Linked DNA regions of Homo sapiens: region 1 is linked to region 2. A link is an interaction called in ENCODE POLR2A ChIA-PET data of the cell type or tissue named here. Cell type or tissue: PC-9. All regions are shown on one strand. Each heading gives the region's core, and the rest is flanking DNA. Links, peaks and the distances in the headings are about the cores only. Region 1 overlaps DIP2C (disco interacting protein 2 homolog C). Region 2 overlaps DIP2C (disco interacting protein 2 homolog C).

Region 1 (15,067 bases), core at 1,280-9,279, 70 kb after region 2:
AGCCATAGAAATAGCGTGAAGTTTGTGCCCAGCTCCGCTGACATGAACTTATTGTTGAGTTAGGATATCAGCTCAGCCTACCATAGCAAATACTACAGACTGGGCGGCTTCAACAGCAGACATTTATGTCCGCACAGCGCGGAGGTCTGAGGTCAGCGTGTCCTTGGGCAGTTCCCAGTGGGGGTCTCTTCCAGGTTTCTCGTAGGAGGTGTGAGAAGATGTGCAGTTAGGAACCCATCCCTACCACCCCACTGAATGCAAAGGACCTCCTGAAAGGTGCGCTCTCCACACAGCCACGCCGGGGCCTGGGCTTCAGCATGTGGATCTGGGGAGACGCTGTTAACGCCGTGGAGCTTCATCCCTGGGTGCACATGAGCATATCTTTAGTTGTAAAGAAAACGCCTGTGTGTCCACCCACCCTCCCAATTGAGTCAGAGTCTCTGCATTGGTGCTCGTGATGTGTTTTCCTTCCCCCGGGTGGGCTGGTATGGGAGGCAAAGAGGGGAAGTGAGTGGAGGGAACTTGAGTGGAGGGAACTGTGGCAACCACACTGAAATGGCACAGAGAGGGGAGGGTGCGACCCCGGGGACCCCAGAGACTCCCCCCATTGGTGGCCTGAGTCCTGCTGATATCCCCTGAAACCTCCTGAGATGTTCTGAGACGTTGTGATGTACCCTGAGGCCCTTTGAGACCCCTTGAGAACCCCCATGCCCCTGAGATCCCTTGGGATGCCCTGAGGCCCTTTGAGACCCCAGAGAACCCCCATGCCCCTGAGATCCCTTGGGATGCCCCAAGGCCCCTTGAGACCTCAGAGAACCCCCAGAGAACCCCCATGCCCCTGAGATCCCTTGGGATGGCCCGAGGCCCCTTGAGACCCCAGAGAACCCCCAGAGAATCCCCGTGGCCCTGAGATCCCTTGGGATGCCCCGAGGCCCCTTGAGACTCCAGAGAACCCCCCCATGTCCCTGAGATCCCTTAGGATGCCCCAAGGCCCCTTGAGACCCCCTCCGGAGACCCCCTGAGGCTCCCTGACATCCCCTTGACCAGGCTCCTGACAGGGCACCGCTGCGGCGTGCACCCCTGCCTGGCGTCTCTTTCTGGAACTTCACGAAGCCGTGGTGGCATCTGCCGCTCCGCTGTGGAATGAAACACTTTTCTTTTTCTACTATTTTTATTATCTGCCCATCCTCATAATCTCCCTTTTAAAAACAGCGTGTGTGTCTCGTGGGTATTCTGATGTTTGGCCATGGAGTTTTCACACCTGGGGACGCACTGCCCCCTGCGCCTCCAAGGTCCAGGGTGGTCACGCTTGTGGAGGTTGGGGAGGGAATGATACGTTCGCTCTTTACTTCACTACTTTCAAAAGGAACTTAGGTTGTTTACTTTTGGCCATTTATTGTGAAAGCCTCCTGTCTATTATCCTCCACACTTTAGCCTTTGGAAGGGGAGGTGAGACTGAGTCACCTGCAGGCAGCTGCTGACCTTGGCTGGCCAGGTGACTTCGGGAGAAAGCTAGGTCTGTTCAGGGCCAGCATGCTCTGTGATGGTAAACCTCATCAAGCACGAGCTTTTAGCACCTTTTTAGAGCCCTCCCCCATAGTCATTGAATAGATTGTCCTCCCCGTCTTCCAAATTGCAGTGCCTCCTTTTTTTATTGCAGCTCCAACCTTGGAGACTTGCAGTAGAGCTGTGTAGGCCCCTGTGTTGCCAAAAATCCACTTCCTCCTCTGTGCGCAGAGGGCATGCCAGCTGCAAAGCTTCCTTTCCTGGGAGACTCATGAGGAAGTGAAAAGAAATCTTTTAAAGAAAAAGGCAGAGAGGGGGAAATATATAAAAGGAGAAGGAACGCTGCGTTTTAAGGTGCAGTGTGGAGAGCTAACGCTGCTCACTCATGTGTCAGGATATCTGTCGAGAAACTCCAGGGTGGCCGGCACTCAAACCGGCCTACTTGGAGTCTACAGAATTTCCACCAAGATACGGCAAAATGATATTTTCCCAAGATCTGTTATTTCCCCTGATGCAATATTGGATTTTGTTTGCATTTTGATCTGTTGCCGCCCTGTCCTAAGTAAAAATCTCCTGACTCCCTCTGTTGTGCAGCTGAAACCATTGTGAATGTGCTGGATTTCAAGAAGGACGTCGGGCTCTGGCATGGCATCCTGACAGTAAGTGAGGTCCCCCCGGCCGTGTCTGTCCACAAAGGAGTCCCCCACCCTGCCCTGCCTGTCCACACAGGAGTCCCCCTCCCCATACTGTCTGTCCACACAGGAGTCCCCTCCCCACACTGTCTGTCCACACAGGAGTCTCCCTCCCACCCTGCCTGTCCACACAGGAGTCGCCCCCCACCCCGCCCTGCCTGTCCACACAGGAGTCCCCTCCCCTCACTGTCTGTCCACACAGGAGTCGCCCCCCCGCCGCCCGCACTGCCTGTCCACACAGGAGTCCCCTCCCCTCACTGTCTGTCCACACAGGAGTGTGCTGGGTGTAGGAATACAAATGCCTAGATTTGCCTACGTTTCACTTGTGCAAGCTGCTTCCTGCCACACTGTGAAGCAGAAAATCGTCACTGTTAGAAGACCGAGGTTGTCCACTAACGTGGTTCACAACTGCACCACAAAGCCAGTTGTGTCAGCAGCCACTGGTGTGAGGGTCTTGGACACGTGGATTGAGGTTACAGCTGCCGAAAACAGCCTTCCAGGGCTCACGTGGAGATCATTATCTTTCTTCCCGCACTTTTGGCATTCAGTATCTTAGAATAACGTCAAAGGTTGGTTCGTGTGTGGGCTACTGTCCCGTACATCTGGTTAGCTGGATGTTTCTGTTTGTTGAGTCGGTGGGGCCTGCTATTGTGTTACTCTGCGGGGGAAAGTAGTTTCCAGATTTGCCCTTGAGGATGGCAGTCTGTGTGTGTTGTAGGGAAACGACTGTCTCACAGTCACGAGTGCCCTGGATGACGTGCCGGGCTTGGGCACTTTTCGTGGGGAAGTAGCCTTGTTATTTGTTTAAGGTGGGCCTGGCCCTTAAAAGCTACGTGGAGCATGACTGCTTAGACGCTCCCCCCATCTGTTTCATATGTGGTAATTTTCACTCATTTTTCTTTTGAATAATTTCTTACGCTGAAGCTTCTTACCTTTTGGAGGTAGAAAATTCTAGGAGTTGTCACATGAGTGATGGGCATATGAATACAGGAATTCCTGTATTCGCCGTTTCTTGGCGAACCAGAATTCATGTGAAGAGGAGCCGGCAAGCATTTCCTAGACCAAATATCTGTGGCTGCAGAGCAGCCCGGCTGGCTTCTTTCCGTGTTACACACAGGTCGTCTCTCAAGTCTGGATGCTGTTGGGGGATAAGATGGAGCAGCGTGTTCCCAGCACCACTGTGTGCTGGTGCAGTGGGGAGCCCCTGCTTTGGGATTGAAGGACCTGGGATAAGATGGAGCAGCTTGTTCCCAGCACCGTTATGTGCTGGTGCAGTGGGAGCCCCTGCTTTGGGATTGGAGGACCTGGGCTTGTGTCTCAGCCTTTCCTTTCTTAGCTTTGTGACTCAGGCATGTCAGACGTGCGTCCAAGTCCCTTCTCAAATCCAAACCTCAGTTTTTCTGTCTGTGAATGGAACGACGATCCTATTTGACGTGGCCGGTGTGAGAATTCTGTGGCCTAAAGTTGAAGCACTCACTCCACCTACACGTTTGACGCATGTGATTCAATGATCAGGTCCCAAAGAACAGACAGCTACATCACTGGTGCCGTTAGTCACTCTCGTCATTAGAACACCCAACTTTCCGGCTGTGACGTTGTCCACACAGCCCTGCTTTCGAGGCCTCGTCGCGGGGCCGCCTCTCTGAGGAGCTCCCGCTGGTGGTGCCAGCCTGCCTGCTCCGTGCTCCGGGGTACAGCTGGCAGCCCTGGCAGGTGCGAGTCTCTCCACTGTCACATCTAAAGCGAGGTCTCTGAGCAGGCAGCAGCATCTTTTGAGACACCCTTACCTCCCCCAGCAGAGTGGCGGGGAGTCGGCAGAGCTCTGGGGAGTGAAGGCACATGCTTTTTTGCTTTCATCTGGAGCTTCCCAAATCGAGCCAGTGGCAGAGGGGTCTCTGCCCTCTCGTCTGCCCCCACCCCGTAGCCTACAAGACTGCAAGAATCCTAGCCCGCCACACAGCCTGCCAGGTGGTGCCTGGTCTGACTGCTGCGGTGTGAGGCAGGTGTGTTGCTGCCGCCCCTGTAGGTGTGAGTCCCAGCCTCTGTGTGCAGCAGCGTGCAGGTACTAGCCAGTGTTTCCCAGTTTATTTTTGTCAGAAGTAGTAATCTGCCGCAGCAAGGCCCGGCCAGAGCCAGAATCCGAGCTTCCCCTAGCCCTGCGATTCAGAGCAGTGTGCGGTTCTCAAGATGGGTTCTGTGAAATAAAAGTTAGCATAACACACCGGGAAGAATTAGGCTTTGAGGATACGAAAGGCTGTTGAAAATGACGATCTGTTTCACCAAAGGTTTCGTCTTAAAAAGATTTGGACTTAAATTACTTAATTCTGTCAGGAGTAGTTTAGGGAAAGCAGTGGAGTTCGAGGGAGACCTTGGGAAGTCGCTTTTCATGGACATGTTTTAAAGGATTACACCCAGACCCTACCGTGTCACATTCATGCAGACCAGCCATCCCTGCCATTCCCACACTGAGGAGCCTCCAGGGTCCTGTGCGACCGCTCCTCCTCCAGGCCTGTGCAGCCCGGTGTCCGTGGTGCTCCCTGAGAGCTGCTGATCCTCGGGTCCCGTGCAGCCTGGCGTCCACGGTGCTCCATGAGAGCTGCTTCTCCTCCCAGCCCGTGCAGCCTGGTGTCCGTGGCGCTCCCTGAGAGCTGCTTCTCCTCAGGGCCCGTGCAGCCTGGTGTCCGTGGCACTCTCTGAGACCTGCTGCTCTTCCGGGCCCTTGCAGCCTGGTGTCTGTGGTGCTCCTTGAGAACTGCTGCTCCTCCTGGCCCGTGCAGCCTGGTGTCCGCGGCGCTCCCTGAGAGCTGCTTCTCCTCCTCCTTCCCTGGGGGCCTGTGCAGTCTGGTGTCCATGGCACTCACTGAGAGCTGCTCCTCCACTATGCCCCTCTGTATTTGCCATCCCTGCCAGCCCCACCCTGAGGAGCCTCCAGGGGCCTGTGTGCATGGTGTCTGCAGCGCTCCCTGAGAGCTCCCCCCTGCCCGTGCGGCCTAGTGTCCATGCCACTGGGTGAGAGCTGCTCCTCTGCGTGCCCCTCCATGCTCACCCTGCGTGTTCCTTTGTTGATTGCAGAGCGTCATGAACATGATGCATGTGATCAGCATCCCGTACTCGCTGATGAAGGTGAACCCTCTCTCCTGGATCCAGAAGGTCTGCCAGTACAAAGGTGGGTCTCGCCGGGCGCAGTGGCTCACACCTGTAATCCCAGCGCTTTAGGAGGCCAAAGCAGGTGGATCACCTGAGGTCAGGAGTTCCAGACCACCCGGGCCAATATGGAGAAACCCCGTTTCTACTAATAATACAAAAATTAGCCAGGCCTGATGGCGCATGCCTATAATCCCAGCTACTCGGGAGGTTGAGGCAGGAGAAATCTTGAACCCAGGAGAAGGAGGTTGCGGTGAGCCAAGATCACAAAAAAAAAAAAAAAAAAAAAAAAAAAAGGTTTGTGGGGGCTGGGTGACCAGTGATTCTTCACCCTTCCCCACTACTCACAATGATCTCTCTTTTGCAATAGGGGACGATCTGACGGTGGCACATGTTAACTTATTTCTATTTTTCTTTTTAGCAAAAGTGGCGTGTGTGAAATCGAGGGATATGCATTGGGCATTAGTAGCACACAGAGATCAGAGAGACATCAACCTCTCCTCTCTGCGAATGCTGATAGTGGCGGACGGCGCGAACCCCTGTAAGTGAGGAGCGTGTGATCTCGTGAGGCAGGCGGGCTGTGGAGTCTTTTTTTTTTTTTTTTCGTGAGGCAGGCAGGCTGTGAAGTCTTTTTTATTTTTTCCCCAGGTTTCATTCTTTGCACTTTGATTTTTCTTTTTCTAATCCTTATCTTAGTAAAGAAATTGTCTTAAAATCACCAAACAGTAATCACTCACTCGGGCCAAGAGGTACGATGGCATAATAAGGACAGGCATTTGTAGACTCCACAGCCCTGGGATTCAGAGGATGTCTTGATTCTGTAGAGAAAGTTCCTTTGCTGACCCTGTTTCCCCGGCTGTAAAACGGTGCTTAAGTCATAAATTTTCATGAGGATGAAGTGAAGTAAGCCCTAAGCAGGTAATAAGGAAATATTCAAGAAATACTTGACTGCTAGTACTTTTTGGTGTATAGTAGTTTTCTTGATCAGTAAATTAATTTGTCGTTTTAAATGTAATTGCGTTATCACATCCTGTAACAAAAATACCCAGTTAAAGTAAATTAGCAGCTCCACAGAATACTATAAATACACCTTGAGAAATATTTCAGCCAACTGAAACAAGAACCTAGCTAGCATGCTTTTGTGAAAAAAGTACATAAAGCTTCAGAAGCAAAGTGAAATTAAAGGTATCTGACCACATTTATGAAACATGCAACGTTCATGTTTGTAAACTAAAGCAGCATAAACTCCTTTAATGCCTGATATACAAAAGCAGACTCATAAACAGGTTTTATAAACAGTCTTCACTTATAGAATTTCATAAATCCTGAGCTAATTTAATGAACAATTGGTTTTAACCCATAAGTACAAAACAATACATCTTGCATAAAGAAAAGTATATCTATATTTGGAGATAGTTTAGCTGATATGTTCTTGATAATTGTGCCTCGACCTCATCATTTAAATTAATAGAGAGGAAAGTTTTCTTCATTTGGTTTAGATTTACCCCTGTCTTGGAACTTCTGTACTGAAAATGGTGGAACAAGTCTCAGAAAAGTTACTAAAGTAAGTTCATCTGTCAGAAAAGGTGTCATAAATGTGGAGGTTGCATTCTTTAAATTCTTGAGTTCTGTTTGAGAATAACCACTTTCAGTGTAACATAAATAATAAATTGTATTAAATATTTTTCCACGCTGCCTAGATCCACTTGTGCCTGAATCCCACCTTCGGAACTATTTTCTATGGTGGGATTTTGTAATCAATCACAGTGCTTCAGCTGTCTGATCATTGTCCCTCTTTCACTCTAGGGTCTATTTCTTCTTGCGATGCATTTCTCAATGTCTTCCAAAGTAAAGGCCTTCGACAGGAGGTCATCTGTCCTTGTGCCAGCTCGCCAGAGGCCCTCACTGTGGCCATCCGGAGGTACTGGGTCATGTTGATTTACGTAGATAACCTAGAGACAGTCCTAATTCAGCAGCGAAGGGAGATCAGGAAATCCTAACAGTTGATGCTGAGGGTGAGGGTGAAAACGGGACCTAACCTTTCAAGATGAGTTTATTTCTGTTTTTATGTGCTGGAACAGATTCTTTTGAACAGCCTAGATTCATTCATTAAAAAACATTTATCGCTCTCTGCAGTTTCACGGTAATTCCTTAATAAGTGGAACTGTCTAGAGGCGCATGGAATCGTAATACCGTGTCCTTGGAATTTACTCCAATTTCCATGTGCGTGTACCAATCTCTGGTTTCTTCTGGGGTGGGATAGGGTCTGTTTTCATCAGCCTGCTTTTCTTGTAGTGTTACCGACTTCCATGTGCTGTGGGATTTACTGGTATATTTATTTTTTCATTGTCTGTCTCTGGTGTATAGTTGATGCCTAATACATATTTTTTGAGTGAATGAAAGTGAAATTTAAAGTAGGTAAATTCAGAGTGCACTTTGCTCTGACAATCTCATGTCATGCACCAGAAGTAAAGCCCAAACCTCTTCCTGTGTGATACGCACACACTTGACATTTTACCTAAGTGGAGCCGTCTGTGGGTTTGGGGTTTTGTTTTCATTTTCCTTGGTCAACGTAGGTGCCACTGACGGCCTAAATATGCTGTTGTAGGAGAACAGGCTCCTGCAGAGAAGTTGTGTCGGCTGTCAACGGCCCATCCAAGGCTGGTCCAGAGGGAAGGTGTGGCAAGAGAGAGGAGGTGTGGTGTGGGGCTCTTGGGGCAGCATGTCCACGGCAATACTCCCAGTGGTGGGGAAGAGAAGGACCATTCCTTTCCTGTGGGGTGAGCTCTGGAGTGTAGAGTGAGTGCAGGAGACCTGCTTGCAACAGGCTTCCCAGAGCAGTGTGTGGTTTTTAAATTATTGCAGGCAGAACTGTGGAAGGGCAGGCATTGACCAGGACACAGACAGAAATAACAAGAGCAGGACGTGTCTCCCTCCCACTGTCTTGCCTGGTGTTGCACGTGGGCACGCATGTCAGGTCGGCTGCGGCCTGCTCCCGTGCAGTGTCTGGAGGAGTGGTCTCTGGACACGGCCCACCATGGGTTACAGCAGCCCCTCTCCAGAGCCACCTCCCTGGAGCTGGCTTCAGTGGTCTTCTCTGGTGTGCCACTTTTCTGATTGGCGTGATTGGGCTCAACACACCGAAGGACCGAAAAGGATTAAAGGTACAATTTTAGCATTCCAGGTTGAATTAGAAATGACAGTGTCCTGAAAACTAGAAGCAGCCCGCAGTGTCCCCATGCCGGTTCTCCCTGCCCCTCCATCACTCAGTCTCATTAAGACTGTCTTTTTATGTCGTTATCATGCATATGATGCATATTTAAACCGTTCAGTGCTGATGCTGTAAGAAAGAATAATCTGTATAATTGGCCATTGCAGTTGGACTCCCTAATTTCCTGAGATGAATTAGGCAGCAACTCTATCTCAGTGGTGAAAATCTTTAGGAGAGAAGCCAATGCTGGTCCTTAGAACCTGTACCTTTCGTTACCCTGATGTTTAAGTTACTTTTGAATAAATTTGATGAAAGCAGCACTCGTACTTGCGTTTCCACCAACACATCCCTCTCTGCATTGTTTTCTGAATGTGTGAACAGAAGGGAAACTTCCCTCTGTGCGGGGGTTTCAGTTGTGTGCCACAGAAAGGTTGGGACAGATGCGTGTTTTTGGAAAATGAGCCAGTGCCTGTGAACTCAAGTGTATTCTGTCTTAAAACTTGAGGTGAATTTCCCATGTAGGAGTGGTCAGAGGCCAGGTTATTAAGTGAAAAACGGCTTTCGTACATTCCGTAAAGCTGTACTAAGTGAGGTCTGGCAAGGCTTCCCTGTAGGTTTTGGCATGAGAACAAAATGAATGCCTTCTTAAAGGTCGTCACGTCCAATGTGGGAGGCAGTACAGCGATCTCATTTTATTTACTCCTTATGTTTTTTAAAGAAGAAAGACAAGTGTTCGGCTGCTACATTCCCCTGTTTTGTTGCAGAGAAGGGTCTGTAGAGGACGGATTATGCCTGTTTGGATGGGTTCGAGGATGGCCGTTTCCTCTGTGTTGTGATCTAAGCATTTGTGTCCTGCGTGTTAACCATCATCCAGGGACAGCCTCTTCTGCCTGTTAACCATCATCCAGGGACAGCCTCTTCTGCGTGTTAAACATCATCCAGGGACAGCCTCTTCTGCGCATTAACCATCATCCAGGGACAGCCTCTTCTGCGCGTTAACCATCTTCCAGGGACAGCCTCTTCTGCACGTTAACCATCTTCCAGGGACAGCCTCTTCTGCGTGTTAACCATCATCCAGGGACAGCCTCTTCTGCACGTTAACCATCTTCCAGGGACAGCCTCTTCTTCGTCTTAACCATCATCCAGGGAGAGCCTCTTCTGCACGTTAACCATTTTCCAGGGACAGCCTCTTCTGTGCGTTAACCATCATCCAGGGACAGCCTCTTCTGCACGTTAACCATCTTCCAGGGACAGCCTCTTCTGCGCTTTAACCGTCTTCCAGGGACAGCCTCTTCTGCGTGTTAACCATCTTCCAGGGACAGCCTCTTCTGTGCGTTAACCATCATCCAGGGACAGCCTCTTCTGCGTGTTAACCATCTTCTAGGGACATCCTCTTCTGCACGTTAACCATCTTCCAGGGACAGCCTTTTCTGCCTGTTAACCATCATCCAGGGACAGCCTCTTCTGCACGTTAACCATCTTCCAGGGACAGCCTCTTCTGCGTGTTAACCATCTTCCAGGGACAGCCCCTGCTCCTGGTATCAAAGCAGAGACTGAACTTCCAGGTGCTGAGTTGCAGCTGGTTGGTTGCTTGGCTTTCAGTCCACTTAATTTAAAAAGGATAACGATTATCTGCAGTAGAATGCAAATAAAATTGCAGATGCATTTGCTTACTATTTGTAGAATTTTGGCCCTCTCTGGAATATGTATCACTTAGTGATTCTCTTCTGCAAAAAAGAAAACAAAAAAGTAGATAAATCAGAAGCTGAGGCACTCACAAGAAAGCCACCCAGTGGCTGCAGGTGCCAGCAGGGCCAAGCATGGACATCTGGGCTATGAGTCAGTCTTCCAGGCGTCAAGGTCCAGGGCCTTCAAGAGCCCCAGGTCTGACAGGGATGCCCACAGCCCACTGGCTGTGGAGTATCTTCATATCACTCTTGCAAGCAACATAGAATGTCTGTCATGCAAAACAGAGCATGTCGGAAAGTTCTGGGGCTCACAGGATCAATGGAACCTCCAGTATCCCGCTTGATAAATACGCAGGATGCACGGGCACTTCCGGGAGCAGCAGCAGCCCTAGTGATGGGGAAGGGGTTGGGGTGGGGTAGCGGGGCAGGGCGTACAGAAGCCAGCAGCAGCTGTCAGGGGTTGTGGGGGGGGGGGGGGGGGGCGTGGCACTCGGGAGCCAGCAGCAGCCCTGGCGATGGGTATGTGGGAGCAGGCTGGCGCCTGGGCCGCAGGTGCTGTGCCCTCTGTCAGGTTGCCCAGCGCTGCAGGCAGGTCACTGCCAGAGCTTATGCCATTGGTTCTCCCCTCACAGAAAGGCCAGTCTCCAAAAAAGAATGACCAGCACTCATTTTAGGGAGGTTGAGAGTCTTTAAAAACATGAGTCGGAGACTTTGAAGGGACAAGGGCTGGTGACTCGCCTGTCCTCACGCATGTCTGTGTCCGTGTCTTTATGCATGTCTGTGTTCACGTGTGTCTAGGCATGTCTGTTCACATGTGTCTATGCATGTCTGTTCACATCTGTGCATGTCTGTTCATTTGTGTCTTTATGCATGTCCATGGGTGTCTAGGCATGTGTGTTCACGTGTCTAGGCATGTGTTCACATGTGTCTTTATGCATGTCTGTTCACGTGTCTGTGCATATCTGTTCATGTGTGTATGCATGTCTGTTCATGTGTGCCTAGGCATATCTGTTCATGTGTGTCTTTATGCATGTCTGTGTTCGTGTGTCTTTATGCATGTCTGTTCATGTGTGTCTATGTCTGCGTTCACATGTCTGCATGTTTGTGTTCACGTGTCTGCATGTGTTCACATGTGTCTTTGTGCATGTGTGTTCACGTGTCTTTATGCATGTCTGTGTTCACATGTATGCATGTCTTTGTCTAGGCATGTTTGTGTTCACGTGTCTTTATGCATGCCTGTTCATGCATGCATGCCTTCATGTCTGTCTTCACCTGTGTATGCCTGTTTTCGTGTTTGTGTTGATGTGTGTGCCTTCATGTGTGTCTGTTTTCACCTTCGTGTTCATGTGTGTCAGCCAAGTGGTGGCAGGAAATCACGTTCTCTAGTGAAGTCTGCTCAGTCTTGCTACGTGAACTGTATTTTCACCTAGGCATTTAAAGTATTTTTTTCTCTTTAAAACTGTCACTGTCCTGTTATATTTTGTGTTTTCTTTTCTCCCGATGTTAGTTTTAGAGTAGAAAAATATTGGGGAAATAGGGGCTTGTGGTGCCTAAACTCATCAGACATTTTTTAAAGGACAAATTGCAAGGCGAAAACCAGGAAACTGTTTCCTGGCTACAAGTATCCCCTAAATCTCCTGCCATCTGACTCTGTTACCATCTCTAGAATGTAGATGATAGACTTGATTTTCTTAAAGCTACGTTGTGAAATGTTTATTGAACTGAAAAACATAATTTTTAGCTTTGTAACTACAAAGTACTATTTGGATACCCTGATATTTTAGTAATGAAAATGCAAAAATCATATAAAACAATGAAACAATAATTCCAGAAAAGATAAAATACCCCCTTGTCACCACAACCATCTTCTAGTTTTTGAAAGTATCCAAGCTCGAAGTTAGCTGGGAGAAAAATCAAAGAAGACGTGTCCGCAGGGAGAAGGGTGCTGTCTGATGCCCACTGGGTGCTGATGGTGCCTGGATGAGTGACAGCGGAGAAAACGTCAGCACAGCCCTGAGCCAAAGTGGATCCGAAGTGAGCACTTCCCACTGCTCGGAAAAGTCAGACCCAGAGTTCCATAATCCCGCATGTAAGAGAACGCAAGATAAACTGTGTCATTTTATCTAAAAAGAGGGATAAAATTTTGCAATTCTCTAACTACAGAGTAGTTTCGAGATGAAAATCACGTGACCCAGACCATGAGAGTTAGGTAGCATCGAATAGCAAACCAAGTTTCCTGTTTAATTTCACCCAACCACGTGCGTTTTACAGTGTGTTCTGTTTTGTGGTGAATTAGATGATGAGAAGTTGGTTTTGGCAAAGGAGGTGCAGCGGGAAGATGGCAGAGGAGGGGCCTCCCCACGGGGTCCCCCCCAGTTCCAGCCCATAACCTCCCCTGGAAATAGAAAGGTGGCCAAGGCTTATGAGAAAGAGTTTGTAAAAAAGTTTATATAGTGTGATCCCGTTTTTGGTAACAAAAAATTAAGTATCTGTAAATAGTATATTCAGTGCAAAAAAAAAAAAAAAACTGCGCTGCACAGGGTGGGTGAGGCAGTAAAGATGGGCAGCTCACTTTCCGTGCTGTGCAGCTTGTAAAATGGGCTGTTTTTAGTGGGCATGCATTGCTCCTGTTAGAGAAAAGGAAGAATATTACATTAAATCAACTCATAACTTAATATATTGGCTGCTTTTACATTGTATCTTTTCCTATTAAAAATCGCAATCTCACTTATCTGTTGTGTTTTTGAAAGTCTGTGTCACGCTAAACATCGAAAAAGGTACATGCACATTTTTCACTGAATTTCCCCTCGCGGTGCGTGTTTCCTGAAAATATTATTTCTGCTGAAATGAGTTCACAAGCTTAACTGCTCCTGTCCTTTAAAGGGCATTTTTACCAGTACTGTGAATTTATTAGTTCATTCTGCTGCTGTGAAAAAGAGTGGCCCAGAGAGGAAAGAAAGCAGAGGAGATGTTCTGTGTTCTGTGTGCGTTGTGTGGCTGCCCCGGCACCTTCATCAGGGCTGATTTACGTCCATCTAAAAGAGAAACCTTTGGTGGTGAATGGTGATTCAAGACCAGAGTAGCTGCCCTGTTTAAAAAAAAAAAAAAAAAGACACTTCCTCGGGGTTCTGGCTGCCAGTTCAGAAGGGAAGACCCCCCCTCCCAACCCCACTCTCAAACAGGCTTCCTGGTAACTTCGCATTTTGTCTGGAACCGGAATGCGTGTTCCCAAAGAAGCAACGTTGTGCAGGTGCTTCGACGCCAGCACAGGGAACGTCGTGTGTGGGATGAGCACCACCTCATTCTTGCTCTGTGCCGGCTCCGTCGGGGGCCGAGGTGGGCCTGGGTCCTTCTCCCTGCCGGCTCCGTCGGGGGCCGAGGTGGGCCTGGGTCCTTCTCCCTGCCGGCTCTGTCGGGGGCCGAGGTCGGCCTGGGTCCCCATCTCGCTGCTCTCGCGCCTGCTTTGTCATGTGGGCAGGGCTTCACCTTGAGGATTCCTCGTCTGTAGATGAGAATCACAGCAGTTAGCTACGTCAGAGGCCCGTGTGAGCATTGAGTGGGTTCATACACACACAGAGCTTGAAAGCACGCCTGGTACATAGTAAGAATTCAACAAATGTTACCGCCGTTACATGACTGCAGGCGTGTTTTGTGTGTGGTCCGTTGCATAGAAATGCTGTGTAAAGATTGCTGGGGAGGAGGGGCCTGCAGCTTAACTCTTTCTTCTCTAAATGTGCCGTTGTTGCTAAGCTGAGGAATACTACATTGGAGATCGCCCGTATAAGATAAAAAAAATGAAAGACCTTGTTGACTCACTTGCTTAAGGGATTCAGCAAATGATGAGCGGCACTGAAGCTGTGCAGGTGCAGTGTGGCTCTCTGTTAAGCCCTAGAACTGGAGGCTGTGAGGCTTGTTCACTACTTGATGTGTTTGTTTTGTGTGAATGTCCCAAGCCTGGCCTGGCTCTGCTTGTGGTCAGGAGTAGCAAACTGCAGATGTGTTCATGAAATTTATAGGAGCTGCTACTTCAAGGTGTTATGCGGGCAAGGCTTATGGAATGCTTTCCAGAGGCTGGAAATGCTATGACAAGTCAGTGGTGCAAATGGTTCAATGGAAGCCATAGTGTACATTCCTCGTGAGGCCACATTGCAAGGTCTGGCCTGCTTCTTTCCTTTTTGTTGGTGTGTTTGCATTGTTATAAAGGAATGTGTGAGACTGGGTAATCTATAAGGAAAAGAGGTTTATTTTGGCTCACAGTTCTGTAGGCTGTAAGAGAAGCATGGCTCCAGCATCTACTCAGCTCCTGGTGAGGCCTCAGGAAGCTTATGATCATGGCAGAAGGCAAAGTGGGAGCCTGCATGTCACATGGTGAGAGATTGAGCGAGCAAGAGAGAGAGAGAGGAGGTGCCCAGCTCTATTCTAAACAACTAGATCCCACGTGAACTCATAAAGTGAGAACTCTCGTGTTACTGCGAGAACAGGCCCACCTGCATTGTTGGACGTCACATTTCAACGTGAGATCTGCAGGCAACAAAACATCCAGACTCTGTTGTCCTTTAGTTTTATTTTGTTTCCCTTTTGCACGTCATCGTGGTATTGTATACACAGGTACGTATTTTGCTCCTTCCATATCTCCAAGAGAGGACTCTGCCTCCTTACATTCCTGGAGATCACTGAGATGGTCCCTCCTGGAATCCATATTCTTCATGAGACACACAAAGCTGTTTGGTCTTGAACACCATTTCACATGGGAACTGAGTTTGGAAGTTGATGAATGGGCGGATACCTTTATTAGCCATTTTTTAATGTACTGATATTGATTATTA
Region 2 (15,067 bases), core at 2,513-10,512:
TGCTTTTCTCAAGGAGTATCTTCGTGATATTCTCTGTATTTCTCAATTTGAATGTGGGCCTGTCTTGGTTGGTTGGGGAAGTTCTCCTGGATAATATCCTGAAGAGTGTTTTCCAACTTGTTCCATTCTCCCCATCAATGACTGAATTTTAGCAGCCCAGAAATAATTTTGTTATTGCTTACATAATTGACCTAGTTAATAATTAATCTACTCAGCCATTTAACCTCTACTGGATGTATTTTCTCATTTCATTTCTAAACCCATGACCTTACTTTGTAATGAATTCTTATGAAAGCTCTTCATCATAGTACATATCTTCTCTTTATAAATAGCTTTCTTTTGGAACTTGAGCTTGATTTGGGAAGTAAGTGAATGAGCTGGCATTTATTGAGCACCTAGAATGTATTGGAGTCGATTTTAAGCACTTCATTACCTTTACTTGATAAACTCTCAGTTAGAGCTTAGATTCTAGCTTTAGTTATCACCTTTTTTTCCCCAACCAACAACTCTGGAAAAGAAAACCTGGAGACTTGTGTTGTGCCCATTCCACCCAAGACTGGGAGAGGAAGATCCTAGAGCTCATGTGCAGCATGCCGTTCCCTGATGTGACTGTGAGAGGAAGATCCTAGAGCCCACGTGCAGCACGCGATCCCTTGATGTGACTGTGGGAGGAAGATACTAGAGCTCATGTGCAGCACGCGGTTCCCTGATGTGGCTGTGGGAAGATACTAGAGCTCACGTGCAGCAGGTGGTTCCCTGATGTGACTGTGGGAAGGTCCTAGAGCTCACGTGCAGCAGGTGGTTGGTTCCCTGATGTGACTGGGAAGGTCCTAGAGCTCACGTGCAGCAGGTGGTTCCCTGATGTGACTGTGAGAGGAAGATCCTAGAGCCTACGTGCAGCACGCAGTTCCCTGATGTGGCTGTGGGAAGGTCCTAGAGCTCACGTGCAGCAGGTGGTTCCCTGATGTGACTGGGAGGAAGATCCCAGAGCCCACGTGCAGCACGCCGTTCCCTGATGTGATTGTGGGAAGATCCTAGAGCCCACGTGCAGCACGCCGTTCCCTGATGTGACTGGGAGGAAGACCCTAGAGCCCAGATGAAGGACACTGTTCCCTGATGTGGCTGTGGAAGATCCTAGAGCCCACGTGCAGCATGTGGTTCCCTGATGTGACTGAGAGGAAGATACTAGAACCCATGTGCAGCAGGCCATTCTGTGATGTGGGTGGAGCTACTGCTGTGTCTTTTGATGAACTAAGAACTTCCATGTGTGAGCATGCATGGCTTGGGCTGCCCTCTCAGGGATCAGCATCTGACTTCAGCCTTGCCCCTCCTTTGCAGTAGAATGTCCCGGTCCCGTGTCCTCTGGGACAGCAAGCTTCCAACAGAGCCCAGGGACCCTCAGGGGTTCGAGACCCTCCCAGGGATGTCTGCAGTGTTGTGCTTTCCAGAATGACACGGCCATGTCTCCTGTTGACTCTTTGTCTCCTGAGTGCACAGTGGGTTTTTCCAAGGCTGGCTGTCTGTTTGGGGGTGGGGGAGGGTTCTGAGAGCCAGTGGATTCTGTGACTGTGACATCTTGTTTTTTAAAAAGTTTTGATTTACTTTCTAATGCCACAAATATCAAAATATTAGCCCCACTGGCAAAAGCTTTTTAAGGTTTTCAACAGTCTTTAAAGTGCTCTTTGGGTCAAAGAGTTTGAGAACTATTGTTAGATTTTTAAAGCTTTTTTTTTTTTTTTTTTGAAAAAGTTGAGAGGTAAACTGGAAACTTGTGCTTCTGAACCCATCCTTGAGGCGGATTTTATGCTGAGGATAGTTTAGTGTCAGTTTTGGAAATAGACTTGTGTTCTAGTATTCTTTCAGCAAATGTGCAGGTGATTCTGGGTTCCGAGCACTCTGCTGTGCCCTGCCGGTGAGTCAGGAATGTAGAGGGCATCCTCCTTGCCGTCACGGGGTGCCGAGCACTCTGCCATGTGCTGCCGGTGAGGCAGGAATGTAGAGGATATCCTCCTTGCTGTCATGGGTTCCGAGCACTCTGCCATGCGCTGCTGGTGAGGCAGGAATGTAGAGGACATCCTCCTTGCTGTCACGGGGTTCCGAGCACTCTGCTGTGTGCTGCCAGTGAGGCAGGAATGTAGAGGACATCCTCCTTGCCGTCACGGGTTCTGAGCACTCCGTCACACGCTGCCGGTGACGCAGGAATGTAGAGGGCATCCTTGCCGTCACAGGTTCCAAGCACTCTGTCACGCGCTGCCGGTGAGGCAGGAATGTAGAGGGCATCCTCCTTGCTGTCACGGGGTCATCTGCCATCATGGGGGTCACCGTATAAGTTCCTCCTCTATGCCGAAGTTTAATTTTCTAGACTGAGAAGGTTTATCTTTCCTGAGTCAGTCTGGATTTACTGATTTTGATGAGGTTCCTGTCCTGTGACCTGTGTTCTCTCTGAACAACTCAATTTTCTCATTGATTCCAATACACATAGTGTTACTTCCTTATTTACATCAGAATGATGCTAGGAGAGAAGGCGGCCTACAGTGCGGCCAAGTAGGACTGTGTAGCCACTGTGATGTCCCCAGAGGAGGTGACAGGCTCTGTCTGGTGGGAGCTGCCCTGTCCAGTATGAGGGCAGTAGCCTTGTGGGGCCTTTTACATTTAAATGTGTTAAGATGATATATAAAATCATCCTCCTGCTTCATCACTGCACTTTCGGGCGGGTGGCTGGGCGGCTCTCATGCTGGATGGTGTGGGTGGGACTGTTGCCAGACCTGCAGACAGTCCCCATCACGTGCTGCTCTGGGGCCGCAGCTGTGGGAGGAGAGGCCACAGGCACAGCTGAGGACGCAGCATAAAGATGTCCCACACTACAGAAAGTGACTTTTGGCCAGGTGCAGTGGCTCACGCCTGTAATGCCAGCACTTTGGGAGGCCGAGGTGGAGGAGAGCTTGAAGACAGGAGTTCGAGACCAGCCTGGGTGACAAAGTCAGAGCCCATCTCTACAAACGATGAAAGACTAGCCGGGTGTGGTGGCCACACACCTGTGGTCCCAGCTACCCAGGGGGCTGAGGTGGAAGGATCACTTCAACCTAGGAGCTGGAGGCTGCAGTGAGCTGTTGTCACATCACTGCACCCCACTCTGGGTGACAGAGTGAGACCCTGCCTCTAAAAAGAAAAAAAAGAATTTAATCTTGCTATCTGTGCCTCGTCATTTCTAAAGAGGGAATTTTGGACATATCAATGTAGCAGAAATATATAGGATAGATTGGTTTCATTGGATTGGGTTCCTGACTGAAGGCAGAAACAGGTTAGGGGGCTGTTGTATTTCAGGTGAAAAATGATGAATCAAAATTTGTGAGATGCTGTGGAAATGGTACTTGAATTTATAGACTAAAATCTTTATATTAAGTCAGAAGACATCTTGGAAACTGAAGAAATAAGCATTTATCTTAACATGTTAGAAAAAATTAAGTCCACAGAAGGGAGAAGTGAGACAATAATAAAAAGAATAAAATAAAATAGGAGATGCATAGACTTGTAGCTTCCAGTCCAGCACCTAAGGAGCTTGGAAGTCATCACGCTTGTCCTCTTGAGCAAAAAGCTGTACAAACCGAAAATAAGCAACTCCTCCTAGATCTGTCAAAGAATTGAGATTATAACCTCAAACCATTGTGCCGTAATTGGAGGTGGATATGTGAGCAGAGAGATGGAAAATCTAGGAATCAAAAGGCAATGCTAGAAATAAACACTGTAAGAGAAATGAAGTATGTTTTTGCTGGGCCCATCAATAGCCTGGACATGGCAGGTCAGAGAATCCAGTCCACATGAAGAAAAGACTTAGAGAAGGAATGAGTGAGGATAAAATAAAATCTTCTTGCCTTCACTCTGTCTTGACCATTTTGCACAACTCTCCACACCTCTGCTTTTGTGTGCAGTTTACCAAAGAACGAAACGGTGGAACAAAAATCGTCGTGGAAGGGAACACAGATGGCCCTATGTAGTGGAGACAAAAGGGAGGGAACACAGATGGCCCTGTGTAGTGGAGACAAACGGTGGCCGTGGACAGGTGGAATTCCATGCAGCCTGTCTCGTCTGGCCTCTTGCACAGTTTTGGCTTCTCCCAGGCTTGGCTTTCTTCTCTGTCCTCTTTCCAGACTTGGGTCACACTAACCAGGAGGAGCATCTTAAGCTCTTGCACTTGCAGAGTGTTTTAATCACCAGGAGGCAGCTCCGCTGTGAGTGCTTTGATTCAGTCACTCATTTACTCCTCACAGTCTCCCCTCAGGCAGGGACTCACTGCAGAGTGTTTTCATCTCATTTACTCCTCACAGCCTCCCCTCAGGCAGGGACTCACTGCAGAGTGTTCTCATCTCATTTACTCCTCACGGCCTCCCCTCAGGCAGGGACTCACTGCAGAGTGTTTTCATCTCATTTACTCCTCATGGCCTCCCCTCAGGCAGGGACTCACTGCAGAGTGTTTTCATCTCATTTACTCCTCACGGCCTCCCCTCAGGCAGGGACTCACTGCAGAGTGTTTTCATCTCATTTACTCCTCACAGTCTCCCCTCAGGCAGGGACTCACTGCAGAGTGTTTTCATCTCATTTACTCCTCACGGCCTCCCCTCAGGCAGGGACTCACTGCAGAGTGTTTTCATCTCATTTATTCCTCACAGTCTCCCCTCAGGCAGGGACTCACTGCAGAGTGTTTTCATCTCATTTATTCCTCACAGTCTCCCCTCAGGCAGGGACTCACTGCAGAGTGTTTTCATCTCATTTGCTCCTCACGGCCTCCCCTCAGGCAGGGACTCACTGCAGAGTGTTTTCATCTCATTTACTCCTCACGGCCTCCCCTCAGGCAGGGACTCACTGCAGAGTGTTTTCATCTCATTTACTCCTCACGGCCTCCCCTCAGGCAGGGACTCACTGCAGAGTGTTTTCATCTCATTTACTCCTCACGGCCTCCCCTCAGGCAGGGACTCACTGCAGAGTGTTTTCATCTCATTTATTCCTCACGGTCTCCCCTCAGGCAGGGACTCACTGCAGAGTGTTTTCATCTCATTTATTCCTCACGGTCTCCCCTCAGGCAGGGACTCACTGCAGAGTGTTTTCATCTCATTTGCTCCTCACGGCCTCCCCTCAGGCAGGGACTCACTGCAGAGTGTTTTCATCTCATTTGCTCCTCACGGCCTCCCCTCAGGCAGGGACTCACTGCAGAGTGTTTTCATCTCATTTGCTCCTCACGGTCTCCCCTCAGGCAGGGACTCACTGCAGAGTGTTTTCATCTCATTTACTCCTCACGGTCTCCCCTCAGGCAGGGACTCACTGCAGAGTGTTTTCATCTCATTTACTCCTCACGGTCTCCCCTCAGGCAGGGACTCACTGCAGTGTTTTCATCTCATTTATTCCTCACGGTCTCCCCTCAGGCAGGGACTCACTGCAGAGTGTTTTCATCTCATTTACTCCTCATGGGCCACTCCTCAGGCAGGGACTCACTGTTCCTGATTTGCACCCAGGGAAATGGGGGTGCAAATAGGTTAAGCAACTTGCCCAAGGTCACAGAGGAGCTGGGGTTTGAACCGGTGCGGCCTGGCTCCCGAACCTACGTCTTCCTGCTCTGCTGCTGTGAAGCCACGTATCTACCTTGGAGGAACATTCTCTTCTGTTGACTCATGGTTGTCTTTGCCATTGGACAGCAGCCCCAGGCTGTGTGTGTGCTCACTGTGTAATGCTGTGAGCTTGGTGCAAATGGCAGGAGCTCTAGGAAATGGATTGTGATTTATGACTTCAAAAGATGGAAGTGAAGGGTATGGGTTTTTCTAAAGATTTAAAGCTGTGGATATACATAGTAATCTAGAATACTAGTAACAGCAATAATGACTTCAAGCATAAAGGGCGCATTTGTATACTACCTCTTTCTCTGAGGGTTCCAGGGGTGCTCATGTTTTTATCCCCCGAATATCTCATTGCAATAATGACATCGAGCATAGAGGGTGCGTTTGTATACTACCTCTTTCTCTGAGGGGTGCTGATGTTTTTATCCCTGAGTATCTCATTGCAATAATGACATCAAGCATAGATGGTGCATTTGTATACTACCTCTTTCTCTGAGGGGTTCGAAGGGTGCTGATGTTTTTATCCCCGAATATCTCATTGCAATAATGACATCAAGCATAGATGGTGCATTTGTATACTACCTCTTTCTCTGAGGGGTTTGATAGGTGCTGATGCTTTTATCCCTGAATATCTCATTGCAATAATGACATCAAGCATACAGGGTGCATTTGTATACTACCTCTTTCTCTGAGGGGTTTGAGGGGTGCTGACATTTTTATCCCCTTTTTAGTACTTTATCCCTTTTTAGTATTTTTAGTATTTTATCCCTTTTTAGTACTTTAAGAAACGCTGTTAAATGTATTTTAGTTAACCAATTTATCTAACACTATAAATGTAAGTAGTACCAACAAACTCTTCACTAGCAATAGTGATTTATTCAATGCTGCATGAAGCTGATCCTGAATAAGCCCTTCTCTTAATAGATGGGTGCTTCTGGGTTCTTAGAGTGAAAGGCCTAAAGGGAATGAACTGTTAGCAGCCACAGCAGAAAAAACGAGAAAGATCTGCCTCTTTTGGAGTCACCAAATGCACCTCTATCAATTTATTGCCTCTCAGCTCCAAATTCACCCTTTATTGCCTTCTTCAGAAACCATGGATCTGAGTCCTGCAAATTCTGTTGAGTTGTGTTTGTGAAGTGTGACAGAGGCATGTGAGGACAGTGGTTTCACTTCTTAGTCTCAGGGCTGTGCACAGAGGCTCTAGCAGGTCCTGCTGCTGCTGGGGTCTCTGGCCTCTGTGTTGCATGGCAGCCAGCAGCTCACCCCCAGCTCCGACAGCTTTGTAGGAGCTTCTCCAGCAATATCCCTCCCTGCCTGAGATGGCTGCAGGCAGCGTGGTCTCCTTGGAGCCCCTGTGCTGTGTTTGCCCTGACAGCCCTGAGTCCAGCTGTACCTGTTACATTCCCTCATTCCTTTCTCATTCAGTATTTATGCATCTGCTTCTTTTCTCTTTGCTTTGATAACACGTTAATGCTGCTTTAGGATCCCAAACTAGAATCATCTTCCATTTACGTGAAATTTTAAGCCGTCACTTCCTAGCCTCTCCCTAAGTGGAAGTATCCTTGACCACTTTCAGTGCTCTTCCTCAAAGATACTTAAAAATACTAGACAATCACTGCCCTCTGTCCTGACTGCTGAGCCTCCAGATTATTTTCTCCTATCGTTTTAAGCATTTGTATTTCAGGCATTTGCTGGAGTCTTTGACACTGTATGTCCAGCATGACCAGCAAATCTTGTTACTCTCGTGATGTTTGCACACATGTCTGTTGACTCCGCTGCAATCCTGCCTGGTACCTTCACCCGAGAGATTTCTGTTTCTCATTGTTTCCATTCCACGGCCTCTCATCTGGTGTCTCATTCATGTGGCCGGGTAAAACTGTATTCAGGGCATTTGTAATTAAGGCTTTGGAGGACGCTTGATCAGATGCTGTAATGGATTTCTGATGCTGCACAGCTGCTAGATTTCATTTATCAGCTCATTTTATGAAAAGGATATTGTGTTTTCAAGGGAATATTTGTTTTGTAGCAACCTGTTTACCCATGTTATATTTTCCTAAAAGTTCTTCATCTTATGAGCTCTTCTCACAGTGATCTGGGTTTTATGCAGAGCTCTGTAAACGTCTTTGTTCTCAGCTCATACCCTTTCCAGCACTGTGTGTTAATCCAACACTGCCCCCTTCCTCGCACTGGGGCCTCAGACTGGCCAGGCCTCCCGGTGATCCGCTGGCGTTGGCTCTCAAGGGAGATGGGTCCATCCTGCCCCGTGCCCTGTGGTCAAGTCTATCCCTCTTCTCTCGCCTCACCTGTGGGATTTGGGCCACTGGCCAGTGGACATGCGGCCTTTTAAGCTGGATGTCATAAGAGACCTCCTCAGTAGCGGTGTGTGGTGTTTTCTCTGCAGGAGGGCACCAGCAGAGCCACCCGGCTGTGCTGAGGACCCAGGAGGAGCAGCGAGAGGAACCAGGGGGCCATCGTGGCTTGGTTGCTTCGCTTCCCTCTAGGTGTCACGTTGTGAAAGGTCTTTCGACAAAGCGCTGTCCATTTAATCGCTATTGTAGATGTTAGTGGCCGGATGCTCCTTTCTGGCTTGGATATTTTGAGTTGGACTGGGATTATTAAACACAGCAACAACTTAGCACATGGAGGTAGATTCTGACTCACTTTAGTCACTCATAATTACACTGCGTGCTTCAGAAGCTGCTCTTCACCCCTGGGCAGGTTGTCCTTTTTCCACGTGTTTGCCGTGTTTTGATGATGGGGTTAGTGCGCGCTCTAAGGGTCTGCACTGAGAAGACCCCTTAGCGCTATCCCGTTATCATTATTTGCCTTAACATTGTTCCATGTAGAGTCTGACGGAATCTTCAGGGTGCTGTTTATGGATGTTTTGAAGTGTCACTGTGCCACTGATTTCCGGTTAAAGCAGAATGTAGACATCTTTTTGCAATTGTTTTTAGTGACTCCACTGGTTTGTGTTGCTGTCTTCTGCTGTGCAGTCCACAGTCTGACATCTTTGTGGTCCCCATGCTTCCCTCCTGCTCGTGTTACCCGATCCTGTGGGTCAGCTGTGAGGAAACCACTCTCTGTCCTCGTCTGGAGTCGCCCCGAGCTGGGTGTGCTGGTCTCCTTGTGTCGCCCTGAGCTGGGTGTGCTGGTCTCCTTGTGGGCAGAAGTATTCTTCTGTTACTGTTTTCTCAGTTTTTTGACCAAATGTAGCAGACTTGTGTATGGTGCAAACATTTCTTAAAATGTCTTTTGCCTTTATGGAAAAAAACCCGCATTTCTTCAAGATGTACCTTTCCTGTGTCTCCATCCTTCCCCACATGATTGCTTTGTGTTAGAGGGTGGTGTGTGTGCTCTATGGCCTCATTCCATCAAGCACTATATGTAACCTCTGATGGCAAAAGTGGTTACACTCAAGGCAGAAAACTTCGCAAATGTTGAAGAGAATGAACAAAAAACAATACGTTGTCATCTTGTCATCCTGAAATGGCTACTGTTAATATTTTGATGTAGTTCTTTCAATTCTTTTTAAGTAAAATTGCTTCTAACACAAGCACTTTAATTACATTGATTAAATTATAGTCAGGAAATAAGGAGAAAGTAAAAAGAATATCCAGTTTGGGGCAAAAAGAAAGACCACATAGAAAGAGGCTGTAAAACTCCCTACAACTTGAAGAAAAGCTGGGTTGCGGTGGTTGTGGTTTTGTTTTTACTGCGAGAGACCACATGATTATTCTGGGCACTGAAGGGCGATAGGATAATACCCTGTGAGTGTTTTGGTGGCCGAGTAAATCCCAGTCCCACGTCCTCTTTCCAAGTAGACAAAGTGTTGAGGTTTGAGGTGGTGGTTTGGTAACTTTTTGAAAATCTGTTTGTAGGACTGCACTGCAGAGATTAGGTTAACCTGACTTAGAATCGAATGATCTGTTCAGGCTGTGGGAGCTTTCTATACCAGGTGTACGTACGCCTGTTCCGGATGTGGTGTAGAAGGAACAGGGCTGGGAGGGTTTGTTGCTTCACCAGTCACCGCCCACAGGCAGGGGCTGGGGAGCACAGCCCGGTGCTGCAGAGATGGGCTTTGAGACTCCCTCCCTGGCCCTGAGGAACTCACAGGCTGAATTTAGACGATGCCGTTATTGAGGCATAGACAGTATATTTTATACCCACACATATGGACATATACATACATGTACGCACATACAGACCTGTACATGTCTGTGTGTGTGTAAGTGACAGAACCAACCTGGCTTTTGTGCTATTTCCTTCGTCTTTTTAGTTGCCTCAGTTGAAACAAGATGTGTTCCTTGTTGGAGGTGAGTGGTTTCATTGTTCCAGACCAGTCATGGAAATGCCTGCAATTATCAGTGTTTCTGTTTTCTCTTGGGAAGCTCTTCTGGGAAGGAAGTGTACTTTCCAAGGCTGTTGGTTGGCCTGTCGTCACCCTGGGGGTCTTGGTGTGGGTCACAGACCCAGGTGCTGTGGCTGCTCATGCGTGGAGCTCTGTCTCTCTTGCTGCTGCTAGTAGACAGCTGATCACCAACAAAGTGTGTGTCCCAGTGGCCTTTCAGAAGAATTCTCTGCATCATTTTTATACAGTCTTTTTTATTTTCAATGTCAACATTGTGTGTTGCAGCCAAGTGATATGTTCTGCAGAAGCAGGAAGTGTGGCCCAAGAGAGAAATAAGGGAATTGATCCATAACTGATACCAGCTTTTATACAGTTGAGCCATTGTAATTGATACGTAAACATCTTAAATCTGTAGAAGTGAGTCAAGGTGCCAGATCCTGACAAGTGCCAAATGTCTACGTGGGACCTCTCTTGTGTCGGGTCCACATCACAAGAAGAAAAGTCATTCAAATGCAACACGGGACCATTGTAATTTATACATAAACATGTTAAATCTGTGGAAGTGAGCCACGGTGCCAGACCCTGACAAATGCCGAATGTCTACGTGGGACCTCTCTTGTGTCGGGTCCACATCACAAGGAGAAAAGTCATTCAAATGCAACATGGAGTGGACGTGAAGCTTTCAGAAACGTCCGTGAATCAGAGCGACTGTTTTCCCATTTGCTGGATTCCCCATTCGAGATGGTGAGATTCCTGTTCCAAGGCTCCCTCAATTTCCCAGCACCCATTTCACTCCTTCCTGGAGATAACAATCTCACAATGATATCTTGTTCTCAGATTTTCTTTTTTTTTTTTTTTTGTTGTTGTTGACTGAAACATCTTTATTTGGCACATGACTGTAGTTGTGTGTGTGTATGTGTTTTTATTAATAGTTTATTAATATTTTCTTCATGGAATTAGGTAACTGAATGTGTTTACTTCTTTTTTTTTTTTTTTTAATTATACTTTAAGTTTTAGGGTACATGTGCACATTGTGCAGGTTAGTTACATATGTATACATGTGCCATGCTGGTGCGCTGCACCCACCAACGTGTCATCTATCATTAGGTATATCTCCCACTGCTATCCCTCCCCCCTCCCCCGACCCCACCACAGTCCCCAGAGTGTGATATTCCCCTTCCTGTAGAAAAATCACATATTTCACAAGAATAGGCTGCCTTACTCACTCCTTAGCCTGGAGTAAGCCACATACCACTTTTCTCTTTAAGATACTCACTTTTCAGGACTCTTGATAAATTATTTAAGAGTAGGAAAGTACCGTGACTTTGGCCACAAGCAGTATTATGTATAATATGCAAGTGTGTGCCTTGATAGCCGCAGTCACTAAAAACAAATTTTCTCAGAAGAGAAAATTGTAAGCATTTCTTTACTTGATCGTTAATTTTGTTTGCCTAAATAACATCTTGCCTTTGTATGGGGAGGTGGAGAAGTCGACTTTTGTTACACAAGATGAGCTTGAAAGTCCCTTAAGTGGTAAAGGATGCCGCTGAGTATCGACGGGGGTGAGTGGGTCTTGCTGCCCCACTGTATGTGATCCTGAGTATTGACAGGGGTGAGTGGGTCCTGCTGCCCCAGTGTATATGATCCTGAGTATCAACAGGGATGAGTGGGTCCTGCTGCCGCACTGTGTGTGATCCTGAGTATCGACGGGAGTGAGCAGGTCCTGCTGCCCCACTGTGTGTGATCCTGAGTATAGATGAGGATGAGTGGGTCCTTCTGCCCCACTGTGTGTGATCCTGAGTATCGACGGGAGTGAGCAGGTCCTGCTGCCCCACTGTGTGTGATCCTGAGTATAGATGAGGATGAGTGGGTCCTTCTGCCCCACTGTGTGTGATCCTGAGTATCGACGGGAGTGAGCAGGTCCTGCTGCCCCACTGTGTGTGATCCTGAGTATAGATGAGGATGAGTGGGTCCTGCTGCCCCACTGTGTGTGATCCTGAGTATCGACAGGGGTGAGTGGGTCCTGCTGCCCCACTGTGTGTGATCATGAGTATTGATGGGAGTGAGCGGGTCCTGCTGCCCCACTGTGTGTGATCCTGAATATCGACAGGGGTGAGTGGGTCCTGCTTGCCCCACTGTGTGTGATCCTGAGTATCGACGGGAGTGAGTGGGTCCTGCTTGCCCCACTGTGTGTGATCCTGAGTATCAACGGGAGTGAGCGGGTCCTGCTGCCCCACTGTGTGTGATCCTGAGTATCAACGGGAGTGAGCGGGTCCTGCTGCCCCACTGTGTGTGATCCTGAGTATAGACGGGGATGAGTGGGTCCTGCTGCCCCACTGTGAGTGATCCTGATTATCGACAGGGGTGAGTGGGTCCTGCTGCCCCACTGCGTGTGATCCTGAGTATCGACGGGAGTGAGTGGGTCCTGCTGCCCCACTGTGTGTGATCCTGAATATCAATGGGGTGAGTGGGTCCTGCTGACCCACTGTGTGTGATCCTGAGTATAGACAGGGATGAGTGGGTCCTGCTGCCCCACTGTGTGTGATCCTGATTATTGACGGGAATGAGTGGGTCCTGCTGCCGCACTGTGTGTGATCCTGAGTATCGACGGGAGTGAGCGGGTCCTGCTGCCCCACTGTGTGTGATCCTGAGTATAGATGGGGATGAGTGGGTCCTGCTGCCCCACTGTGTGTGATCCTGAGTATAGACGGGGATGAGTGGGTCCTGCTGCCCTACTGTGTGTGATCCTGAGCATCAGTGGGAGTGAGCGGGTCCTGCTGCCCCACTGTGTGTGATCCTGAATATCAACGGGGGTGATTGGGTCCTGCTGCCCCACTGTGTGTGATCCTGAGTATAGACAGGGATGAGTGGGTCCTGCTGCCCCACTGTGTGTGATCCTGATTATTAATGGGAATGAGTGGGTCCTGCTGCCGCACTGTGTGTGATCCTGAGTATCGACGGGAGTGAGCGGGTCCTGCTGCCCCACTGTGTGTGATCCTGAGTATAGACGGGGATGAGTGGGTCCTGCTGCCCTACTGTGTGTGATCCTGAGCATCAGTGGGAGTGAGCGGGTCCTGCTGCCCCACTGTGTGTGATCCTGAATATCAATGGGGGTGATTGGGTCCTGCTGCCCCACTGTGTGTGATCCTGAGTATAGACAGGGATGAGTGGGTCCTGCTGCCCCACTGTGTGTGATCCTGATTATCGACGGGTGAGTGGGTCCTGCTGCCCCACTGCATGTGATCCTGAGTATTGATGGGAGTGAGCGGGTCCTGCTGCCCCACTGTGTGTGATCCTGAGTATCGATGGGAGTGAGCGGGTCCTGCTGCCCCACTGTGTGTGATCCTGAGTATAGATGGGGATGAGTGGGTCCTGCTGCCCCACTGTGTGTGATCCTGAGTATCGACAGGGGTGAGTGGGTCCTGCTGCCCCACTGTGTGTGATCCTGAATATCGACAGGGGTGAGTGGGTCCTGCTGCCCCACTGTGTGTGATCCTGAATATCGACGGGGGTGATTGGGTCCTACTGCCCCACTGTGTGTGATCCTGAGTATAGATGGGGATGAGTGGGTCCTGCTGCTCCACTGTGTGTGATCCTGAGTATCGACAGGGGTGAGTGGGTCCTGCTGCCCCACTGTGTGTGACAAGCCCTTTGTTTCTGGCCTGGGAATGTCCCAGCTCTGTCAGCATGTTGGGCTGGTGCTGGCTCCCTTGTTAGTTTGCATGCGAGACAAAAATCTCACACTTTTCACTCTTCTTGACATATAGATGCCGAAGCTTTTTACAAATTATTACTACATCAAACCCAAAATATGTAAAAGGGATATGAATATCACAACCAGTTGAGTTTGTTCTCTTGATGTGGTGTAGTTTTGCCTGGCACACTTGGCTCATCATTCAAAAATCAATGTAATTCACTACATTGACAAAAAATAAAGGAGAAAACCCATTTTATCATCTCAGAAGATGCTGAAAAACATCTGTTGAAATTTAATAGTCGTTATACGAATTTCCTGTCACATCAGGAACAGAAGGGATCTTTCTCTGTTTGATAAGGGCCCTTCCTGAAAAATGAGAGCTGATGCCCCTCCTCCATGGTGGCAGCCGGGGCGCTCTGCCCACAGTTGGGTGTCAGGGGATCATGGCCATTCTCCGTGGTTCAGGTCTGCATGGCACTCACTGGGGCCCTCGTCAATGAAGTGAGTCAGGAGAACTAAAAGGCACAGACTTGGAAGGCATGAGACACTTGATTTACCGAAGACACAGGGCCTTATTTAGAAAATTTTAGGAAATCTAGAAGCAACCAGAAATGGTGTGAATTTTGCAAGCATGCAAGATACACTCTTCACAACAGATGTATACAGATGCCCAGTGGACCATGGGACTCTTCACAACAGAGGTATACAGATGCCCAGTGGACCATGAGACTCTTCACAACAGTTGTATACCGATGTCCAGTGGAAGATAGACTCTTCGCAACAGATGTATATAGATGCCCAGTGGACCGTGAGACTCTTCATGACAGGTGTATACAGATGCCCAGTGGACTGTGAGACTTTTCACAACAGATGTATACAGATGCCCAGTGCAAGATAGACTCTTTGCAACAGATGTATATAGATGCCTAGTGAACGGTGAGACTCTTCACAACAGATGTATACAGTTGCCCAGTGGACCATGAGACTCTTTGCAACAGACGTATACAGATGCCCAGTGGGCCTGTGAGACTCTTCACAACAGATGTATACAGATGTCCAGTGCAAGATAGACTCTTCACGACTGATGTATACAGATGCCCAGTGGACCGTGAGACTCTTCACAACAGATGTATACAGACGCCCAGTGGGCCTGTGAGACTTCACAACAGATGTATACAGATGGCCAGTGCAAGATAGACTCTTCTCAATAGATGTATACAGATGGCCAGTGCAAGATAGACTCTTCACAGCAGATGTATACAGATGCCCAGTGGACCGTGAGACTCTTCACAACAGATGTATAGAGATGCCCAGTGGTCCTGTGAGACTCTTCACAACAGGTGTATACAGATGCTCAGTGGACTGTGAGACTCTTCACAACAGATGTATACAGATGTCCAGTGCAAGATGGACTCT

What was found. Peaks named below come from ENCODE experiments on the same cell type or tissue, not always from the same donor. Only the 100,000 strongest peaks of a DNase experiment are listed, where the experiment ranks them.
Region 1: POLR2A ChIA-PET joins it to region 2 with 16 read pairs; 2 of 35 experiments call an interaction of 5 or more read pairs at or near these places.

Annotation. Positions count from the first base shown.
Region 1 is chr10:374,843-389,909 of GRCh38, reverse strand. DIP2C (disco interacting protein 2 homolog C) reads left to right here. Exons shown (of 37, transcript NM_014974.3): 14 at 2,101-2,165; 15 at 5,271-5,364; 16 at 5,764-5,883; 17 at 7,149-7,263. Among named protein-coding and RNA genes, the nearest start is that of DIP2C-AS2, 250 kb to the left of the region's middle. In PC-9, for the core only: no CTCF peak of the experiment used is centred there; no DNase peak of the experiment used is centred there; H3K27me3 peaks cover 5,082 bases.
Region 2 is chr10:445,667-460,733 of GRCh38, reverse strand. All of the region lies in intron 3 of DIP2C (disco interacting protein 2 homolog C), which reads left to right. Among named protein-coding and RNA genes, the nearest start is that of DIP2C-AS2, 180 kb to the left of the region's middle. In PC-9, for the core only: no CTCF peak of the experiment used is centred there; a DNase peak (open chromatin) is centred at 5,663; H3K27me3 peaks cover 4,639 bases.